Regions from separate parts of the Homo sapiens genome. Here regions 2 and 3 are each linked to region 1. A link is a contact called in ENCODE Hi-C or POLR2A ChIA-PET data. All regions are on one chromosome and are shown on one strand. The core of a region is the stretch at or near the end of the contact, and the rest is flanking DNA. Distances in the headings are between cores, read along the strand shown. Region 1 holds the start of PIAS2 (protein inhibitor of activated STAT 2). Region 2 holds the start of CXXC1 (CXXC finger protein 1). Region 3 holds the start of ME2 (malic enzyme 2).

Region 1 (2,915 bases), core at 95-2,594:
CCAACAATCTCCGTTTAGAGCAGAGGATACGTTCTTTTGCTCACGTCCACTAAGCAGGTAACCAGCCAACATCCTTCCCCCATCCCATCTCTTGCGGAAAACAATAAATATACAAAACTGAACCTTTTACCGGATTCCTCTTCCTTATTTGAAAAAGAAATCCTAATATCATAAGTGTTACACAAACGAGTTGCAGTAAATGTAATTTCAAGTTTACACTCATCTCTACCTTGATACATTTAAAAAAAAAAAAAATCAGGGTTTCTGTCCGTAAACATCTCATTTATGTCGCCAGTAATTCAGCGATACACACAAATCCATCTCATTCGTCACACTTAGTTAGGACTTTAAAGGTTATCAGTCTGGGGGGAAAAAGTCTCTTCTGTTCTACCCCCATCACAGCCCTATTCCAGACCTCTGCTATACAAGGGTATCAACAATAAAGTTATGATCTTGTTTTAAGACTGAGAAGAAAAAAATATTTTTCCTCAAGAGTAAAAGGGGTGCACAAACCTCACAACATAGACTTTGCAGATTTCTTACTAAAACACTAAGAAAATATCGAGGTTTAAGGCCGATTATTGAAGGCAGGGATCCCCAAACATTAGGTTCCTCGAAGATGTTAGGAGGCAAGGGTGGGAGAAGGGGCCTTTTCTCGTGACAGACCTGACTAAACGGTAGCATCAGCCATAAGAAGAGGAGAGATTCCTAAACGCAACTTCAGCTTTCAGAAAACAGTCCTCCACCAAGTGAGTAGCATGCAGACTTGTGAATAGCCACAGACACGTACACCCCGGTGAAGGTGCAAGATCAAACGTTGCTTCCCACATCGGCCCTCACTGCGAACCGGGATGTCGGGTCCCCATGTGCCCCTCCTGGAGGGCGCCCCGACCCCCCGCGCCAGGTGTGCGGACCACTGGCAGCACTCAGGAGCCGGCTCGCCGCGGCCCAGGCCCGCCGCCCCCGCGCCGCCCGCGTGCCCTCCGCCGGCCCGCTCCCCTCCCCCGCGCCCTCGGCGCCCGTTCGTCCGCGGGCCGGGGCTCAGGGCTCCGCCAACCGGCCCCAGAGGCACGAGCAGGCGGCGGCCGGCGACGTTGCGGTTTCCCCACCTCCTCTCCCATCCCCTCCCCCGCGGCCTCCGCTCTCCACTCCCGCTTACCCTCAACTCTTCGAAATCCGCCATTTTATACCACCCGCGGGCGCCGCCGCCGCTGCCGCCGCACCCACTCCCGCTGCCGCCAACGACGCTGCCGCCACCACGGCCGCCGCCGCCTCCAGCACCATCCTGCACTGGGCGCCGCTTAAGACGCCGCGGCCGCCGCCGCTACAGCCGGGCCCGTCACGTGAACGGCGCGGGAGCTCCGCCTCCGACGCGCCGAAGCCCCGCCCCTAGCGGTGCCCCCTGCCCACCCGCGCGACCGCCTTCCGCCCGCGCCTTCAGTCCGCGCGGCGACAGCGCCCGCCCGCGCCTGCCCCGGCGTGCTGCCCCGCGGCTTGGCCCCGCTCGGCCCCAGGTCGTGCCTTCCCTCCCCGGCGGAGGCCCCTGCGGACTGCCTAGAGCTGGGTCGCAACTGAGGCGTTATCCGCGGGCCTGGCCTCGGGAAGTGGCGGGGAGGAAGAAGAGGCGGCCGGGACGCGTGACAGGAGCATTCGGGAAGATTCTTACGGTGCCCTTCACGCGGTGCCTATGGACGGAGAAAGCCGCCGCAAATAAAACCATCCCCCAGAGTAGTTGTGGCGGAATAATCTAAATATGGGTGTTGGGTAAGCTATTGTTCCCATCTAATGGTGAGGTTGTGTGACACCTCTTTGAATTGCTAATGTCCTGCAAGTACCAACCTTGCCGAGTTTTTCTGACCTTGAAGGGCACCTGAAGGTCACGGACTGCAGAGTTGGGAGAGTTAGGCGGTGGGGTTGGGGGCGGGGAGAAGTGAAATAAGAGCGCTCAGAAGGGCCATGCTAAAAAGTCGGGGAAATCTGATAGCTAGGAAGGAGTCAAACGCCAAGGCAGAGTAAGTAGATAGAAGGAAGCTTGATGGCCCCCCCGTAATGTGCTGATATAGGATGAAGGAAGATGCTGAGTCAAGATGGCCAGAAAAATCGCTGGACGGTGTCCAGGGTTCAATTTCCTTGAAGAATTGGGTGGAACCCACACACGAGAGGTCTTTAAAACAATGTAACTTTTAAGGCCCTGTTTAATCAGCCTCCTACCTACCGCCTCTTCCCACTACCCCTCGTTTCATCCGCACTGCACTTCCAGGTCTTCCTTCCACTCCCCTGCCCCCGCACCCCGCAAGTTTTGTTTTTTTGAGACGGAGTTTTGCTCTTGTTGCCCAGGCTGGAGTGCAATGGCACGATCTCGGCTCACCGCAATGTCTGCCTCCCGGGTTCAAGCGATTCTCCTACCTCCGCCTCCCGAGTAGCTGCGATTGTATTTTTGGTAGAAACGAGGTTTCTCCAAGTTGGTCAGGCTGGTCTCCAACTCCGGACCTCAGGTGATCCGCCCGCCTCGGCCTCCCAAAGTACTGAGATTACAGGCGTGAGCCACTGCACCCGGCCTCCCCTCAAGTTTTAAGGCTTCTAAATGTTGATCCTTGAACCAAGAATAATTTCCCACTCTCTTCTTTGTTCCTAACTCCTGTTCATCCTTCAGGTTTCACTTTAAGTGTCACTTCCTCAGGAAGACCATCCCTCACCCACATCCCACATTTTAATTCAAATTCCCCTGTTATGACCTCTCCTAGGACCCTGAACTTTTTCTTCCTGAGATGTCTCCATGGTAATTATGTAGGTATTTGTGTAATTGTTTATTTGATATATATGTGTGTGCGTGTATATATATATATGTGTGTGTGTGTGTGTGTGTGTGTTGTGTATATATACACAACACACACACATATTGTTTTGGCCAGGTG
Region 2 (2,800 bases), core at 265-2,764, 3.4 Mb after region 1:
CTCACTGCTGTCCCGCTCATTGCCATCCCGCTCCCGTGACTTCTTGTGCCGATAGCGAATCTCTAGCTTGGGGTCTTTCTCTGTGGGGCAGAGAGTAGGGCCAAAGTGAGTGAGCACTGGATGGCTTGAATGGTCCCAAAACCTCTTTCTTCCTCTTCGCTCCCTTACTGACCCACCCACCTACTCTGCACCCCTGTCCAGGGCAGAGCTGCCTCTTCCCGTGGGATCTTCTATTACTCACAATGGAGCCCCATTCCAGCTCACCACAGACGTGTATCACTAATCCCCATAACCCCCCCTTGTGGCTCCTCCTCCTCCCTTGAAGCCCCACCTGCCTTCCCTGTCCATCCATGGCCCTCACCTCTGCACTCCCGACAGTACCACTCCCGGATGGCCTTGGCCATCTTCTCAGTGATCCGGATGCAGTCCCCATGGAACCACTCATTGCAGTTGTCACACCCGCTGCAGAGGATGGGGCAGGCGATGGAGATGTGAGGGGCGCGGCCCATCGGCCTCACCCCACCCTGCCAGTGTCAGCCCCGCCCATCTCTCCCGCGCTCACATCATGAAGCAGTTGATGTCCGGTTTGCGGCAGATGCAGTAGATGGGCGCATTCTCCCCATTCTCGGACTTGCTGTCCTCCCCGGCATCTGGAGGCTCTGGGTCTGAACCATCTCCCTCCTGCAGGACACCCCCATTACGGATCCTTAAGCAGCCCCCACCGTGGCGGCTCATCCCCCCATTACAACTCCACCGTGGTCAGCAGGGATCCCCACTCTGCCTGCAGATTTCACATCGGGGCCCCCAAAAAACCTCTCCATCACAGTCCCCACTGACCCCCATCCCTTCCTCTGACATCCTATTACTCTGCTCCATACTTCCCATCACGCACCCACCGACACCCGCTCCCTGCGTCCACACTCGCTAATGGGTCATGGCGACCCTCCATCGTGGCGCCTCACAGACCCCGCGTAACTCACTGCGGACTTCCCATCGCGGTTCTCCACGCACCCCTCCCTGTTTATCTCATAGACCCACCTGGCACCCGCACCCACCCCCAGTCGCGGCTGTCCACGGATACCCGGACACGGACTCCTCGTCACGGCTCACTACAGACCACTCAATGTGACTCCTTACAACCCGCTTATCCCTCTGCCCTAAGAACCCCCGATCATGGTTTCCCACGGAACTGCCACACGGAGTCCCCACTAAACTTCTATTAAGGAGCCCCCCACCGTGGCTCACCATAGAACTCCCAGATGGTTCATCATTCTGCCCATAGACTCCCGCCGTTCAGTCCACAGACTCCGGTTATGGCTCACCACAGACCCCTGAGTCGGCCGACAGACCCCACTGTTGCCAACCGACCGACCTCCACCGCCGAACCCCTCCCTGGACCCGCTACTTACCATATCTCCGCTCCCGGCGCACTCCCTCACGACCCCCGCCAGCGACCCGCGAACCTGCACAGACCACTCGGCGGCGTCCCAGGCGGTTGCAAAGGCGCCCACAACTACTTCCGCTTCTAGTCACGCCTCCCAGGCAGCGTACTCCTATTGCGCAGGCCCCATGCGTCGTCTCCGCTGCAAACCAGTAGGTGGCCGGCCTAGAGCCCCCAAGACCCCTCAGGCGCCGCCATCTTGCTTATCGTATCCGTATGGTGGCCGAATCCATATGTTCGCCGGGAACATGGCCGCGCTCTAATGTGGCTTTCCCGAGGGCGCCGCCACCTTGTCAGTAGAGTCCGTACGGCGGCTGCTTGTACGGCCTCGACGTACAGGCAACATGGCTGCACCTACTGCGTGACTTCCTCATAGATGCCGTCATCTTGGAATCCGATTCCGTACGTGGGTCGAATTCCGTACGTTCCTAGGCGACATATGACGGCGACCTAATTGCGGATTCTTCACGGGCGCCGCCATCTTGGTGGTTGATTCCGTACATTGCCCGTTTGTCAGGCAGAGAGGTTCACAGGTAAAGTGACCGCTTCCGAAGCACGACCTGGATCAAGTTGTATTCATTCCTCCATTCAGTCTCTTTCCCCTTCCACATGTATTAATGGGGCGTCGGCAGGCTGTGTGCCTTGCGGGGCGGAGGAAACCAGTTCCTCTGTCGTCTCCGACTTCACCTGCCACCACTCTTTCCGGCTTTTACTCCTCCCACTTGTCATTCTTCTGCCAGGCCTGGCACGGTTCGGCTTCTATTTATTTTATTTTTATTTAAAAACAATTCTTAAACTAATATCAAATCTTATTTTAGTTCTATAAGCTGCACAATAAGCCTAAACACAGTTTACTTATCCATTTCTTTATTGTTTAGCATTTAGAACATTTTCAAATATTATTCTAAATAAAGTTGCAACGAACATTCTTAAACATAGATCTGTATGCTCATCCCTGATTATTTCTTGTGAAATGTGATATACAAATTTACAAATATACAAATGTGATATACCAGGTGTAACTCTGGTTAACAGCTGTAAGATGGAGCCTGGAAGCCAGGCTTTATTTATTTATTTATTTATTTATTTATTTATTTTATTTATTATTTATTATGTATTTATTTATTTATTTTTATTTATTTACTTATTTTTTGAGACGGAGTTTCACTCTTGTTGCCCAGGCTGGAGTGCAATGGCGCGATCTCAGCTCACTGCAACCTCCGCCTCCCGGGTTCAAGCGATTATCCTGCCTCAGCCTTCCGAGTAGCTGGGATTACAAGCATGCACCACCATGCCCGTCTGATTTTTTTTGTATGTTTAGTAGAGATGGGGTTTCACCGTGTTGGCCAGGATGGTCTG
Region 3 (2,794 bases), core at 215-2,714, 4.0 Mb after region 1:
GTGGAATGATCAAATTAGGCTAATATATCCATCACCTTACATGCTTATTTCTTTTTGGTGAGAATATTTTAAATCTACTCTTTCAGCCATTGCGAAATATACATTATGAACTATAGTCACCATGCTGTGCGATATTTCTAAAACTTACTCCTGAAACTTTTTACCCTTTGACCAACATCTCCCCATTCCCCATCTACCCCCCAACACCCCCACAACTGTCTTTCAAAGACAAAAGAATTTCACCTCTACTAATGAAGCATTTATGTAGAAAGACACTGGTAATGTTTAGTTTCCTTCATCCAACCTGCTGCATCTTGTAAGTTCCTGGCAAGCAGAGTTACTTTAGGTCATTCATATTTATAACCTCTCCTTGCCTGCGGTGGTTATTATAGCAACCACACCTATGGATTATCACCTAACTGGAGTTTCCTCCTCACAGGCCCCACCCTTCAATGTTCAGAGAGGGGCGATTGCCCCAGATTTTATTTAATTGTCAGAGTTTAGGAGGGAGCAATTCACTCTTCCCTACTTCCACTCCATCTTCTCAATCCTACATTTCCATCACTTTTAATTTTATTCTGCCTTGCCTCTTTTTTTATATTTTACATCTTATTTTTGAAATTGTCATTACCATGCCTTGTTTTAAGAGTACACAAGCTCATTATAGTAAAGAGTTTTGGGTGATAACATTTTCTGAAATAAGGGTGAAGAAATATCCTCCCATGTCACAACCGTTGGGAGGGCGGGGGTAGGGATGTTGGAAGGCACGGTCCCTGCGGCTTTCAAGGACAAGACAATTAAGTGTTCCGGTGCTTTTCTGAGGCAGAACATTGAGCATCTATTTATGGTGACTGTGACAGTGGAGGTGATTGGTAAATTCACCGCAGGCCAATAACCTTGCCAGCAGCCATGAGGAGTGGCAAAGAATTCTGCAGAAGAGCAAGTCCTAAGCACACAAAACAGCTCGGAAAGTGAAAGCGTCGCTGAAGTGCGGAAGCCTCGCATTTCCTGGGTCCTCTTCTTCCTTCCTTTGCCGTCTCCTGCCCTCCCGTTCTCCCCCTTCCTCTGTGGCTCAGGCAGGACAGACCCCAACTCCCAGCTTCCCTGGCCTCCGCGGGTTCGGAGACTGGGACCCCCGGGCCAGGAGTGCTGGGGGGCGCGGTCGGCCAGCCCCGGCTTCCTTCATGGAGCGGCGGAGCTCCACCTCCTCCTCCGCACTGCACTTCTCACATCCTCAGCATCGCGTCCACGAGGCCGCCCGCCCCGCCTCAGAACCGTAACCTCCAGGAGCTGGGTTGAGGAAGGCGCGGAGGACAGGAACCCCAGCGCCGGCAGCTAAGCCTCCAGACGGAGCCCGCCCCTCCGGCCGGTTCCTGCCTCCAATTGGCCCGCGAGCCCGTCCGTCTCCACCGTGGGCCACGCCTTCCGGGCCCCGCGGCTGGCCGGCTCCTCGCGCCCTCCCCTCTCTCGGCCGCTCTTCGGGCCGCCTCTGCGTGTGGGGCCGCCCGCGCCAGTGTGAGCCTGAGCTGACGGCGGCTCCGGGAGGCTCGCAGAAGGGGAGGGCCGGGCGGCGCGGGAGCTGAGCATCGCCAGGGCGGGCGGCAGGGCGCGGCCTCTCCGCCGGGTGTACCACCTGTCGCGGCGCGAGACCTCTGGTAAGGCCCGGCGCGGTGGGGCCCGGGCGGGGGTCCGGGAGAGGAGCGGGCGCCGGCCTCCCCTGGCCCGGCCCCGAGAGCCCAGCGCTGCCGCGCCTCCGGCCTCCGCGCGTGCGGCCCCCGCCGTTCCCGGCCTGGCGGTGGGGGCTGGGGGAAGGGAAGCGGTCTGCGGAGTCCGGGCTGAGGGCGAGGGACCGGCTACATCGCGGCGACCCAGGTTCCAGCGGCCGCGGCTCTACCCGGCGCGCGATTTCCAGGTTCCTCCGCCGGCTGGTGCCTGGGCGCCCCGCTCTCGCCCGGGAGCGAGGCCCTGGGCCTCCAAACGCCAGCATCTCTTTCTCGCTCTTTCTGCACCCCTCCACAAAAGGACTTCTGTGGCTGGAAACCCTTTGGCAAGCCTATCTCCTTTATTCAGTCGGGCCGAGTTAACGGCAGGAGTTAGGCTGTGTGTGTGGCTCCTCCCTTTAAAAAAAGACTTGCTGCGGGCTGGAGAGTTCTGAGATTGGACCGATTCCGTCTATTATTAAATGCCATCTGTGGACCGGGATTGGCAGGTGTTTCTTTCACGCTGGCGATAACTATCTCTGCATGTGGTGTTACCTAGGTGGTCCTAGGTTTCGACTTTCTTTTTTGGTTCCAGAGATAATTCTAGAAAATTTACGTTGCTTGTGGTGAGAAGCGTGATCAAATTAACACGTGCTTTCTTACAAAACGTTTTATCATCTTCTGTCTGTGGATTTACCTTCCTGATGCTTGTGGCTATCACCTCTAAGCAAAGAGGTTAATAGCATTGCTATTTCTGTTAGTGTTGCAGTTGATAACGATAACAATAGTAGCATGTATTAATTGCTAGTGACAGGCAGAGCGCTAGTTTCTACACGGATTATCTCAAAATAACCCTTTGAGGTTGATACTGTTACTGCCTCCACTTTACAAACCAGGAAACTAAGGTTTAGGTAGGTTAAGTAACTTGCCTAAGACCACAGTTTTAACGTGACAAAGCCTAGATTCAAACTCAAGTGGTCTAACTTCATAGCTGCATCCTCCACCCCCACTCCCTTAAACGTGTATACTCCTTAAGCATTGCTCATGTTGTTAAGCTAATTGCGATGTTGTACCCATAATTTTGATTTTCAATT

Evidence for each region. A loop is a pair of places that touch in the nucleus more often than their neighbours do. ChIA-PET counts read pairs that join two places held with the same protein, here RNA polymerase II (POLR2A). Pooled maps may share reads with other maps.
Region 2: a loop to region 1 is called in a map of CD8-positive, alpha-beta T cell, with 8 times the contacts of the local background. The contact joins the promoter of CXXC1 here to the promoter of PIAS2 in region 1. A Hi-C loop is called at or near these places in 2 of 168 maps with a recorded cell type or tissue (CD8-positive, alpha-beta T cell and naive thymus-derived CD4-positive, alpha-beta T cell) and 9 of 50 pooled maps. POLR2A ChIA-PET finds 5 or more read pairs at or near these places in 1 of 52 experiments (CD8-positive, alpha-beta memory T cell).
Region 3: a loop to region 1 is called in a map of naive thymus-derived CD4-positive, alpha-beta T cell, with 7 times the contacts of the local background. The contact joins the promoter of ME2 here to the promoter of PIAS2 in region 1. A Hi-C loop is called at or near these places in 1 of 168 maps with a recorded cell type or tissue (naive thymus-derived CD4-positive, alpha-beta T cell) and 7 of 50 pooled maps.

What each region holds. Positions count from the first base shown.
Region 1 is chr18:46,916,163-46,919,077 of GRCh38, forward strand. PIAS2 (protein inhibitor of activated STAT 2) reads right to left here and starts at 1,345. Exons shown (of 14, transcript NM_004671.5): 1 at 1,160-1,345. The coding sequence starts at 1,183. It overlaps KATNAL2 (katanin catalytic subunit A1 like 2), which reads left to right and starts at 1,440. Exons shown (of 18, transcript NM_001387690.1): 1 at 1,440-1,764. RefSeq lists silencers at 715-794, 865-1,604 and an enhancer at 741-1,494.
Region 2 is chr18:50,286,178-50,288,977 of GRCh38, forward strand. CXXC1 (CXXC finger protein 1) reads right to left here and starts at 1,515. Exons shown (of 15, transcript NM_014593.4): 1 at 1,410-1,515; 2 at 563-681; 3 at 362-462; 4 at 1-80. The coding sequence starts at 1,412. RefSeq lists enhancers at 259-308, 1,129-1,248, 1,369-1,458, 1,569-1,938.
Region 3 is chr18:50,877,654-50,880,447 of GRCh38, forward strand. ME2 (malic enzyme 2) reads left to right here and starts at 1,465. Exons shown (of 16, transcript NM_002396.5): 1 at 1,465-1,655. RefSeq lists an enhancer at 1,254-1,755 and a silencer at 1,294-1,853.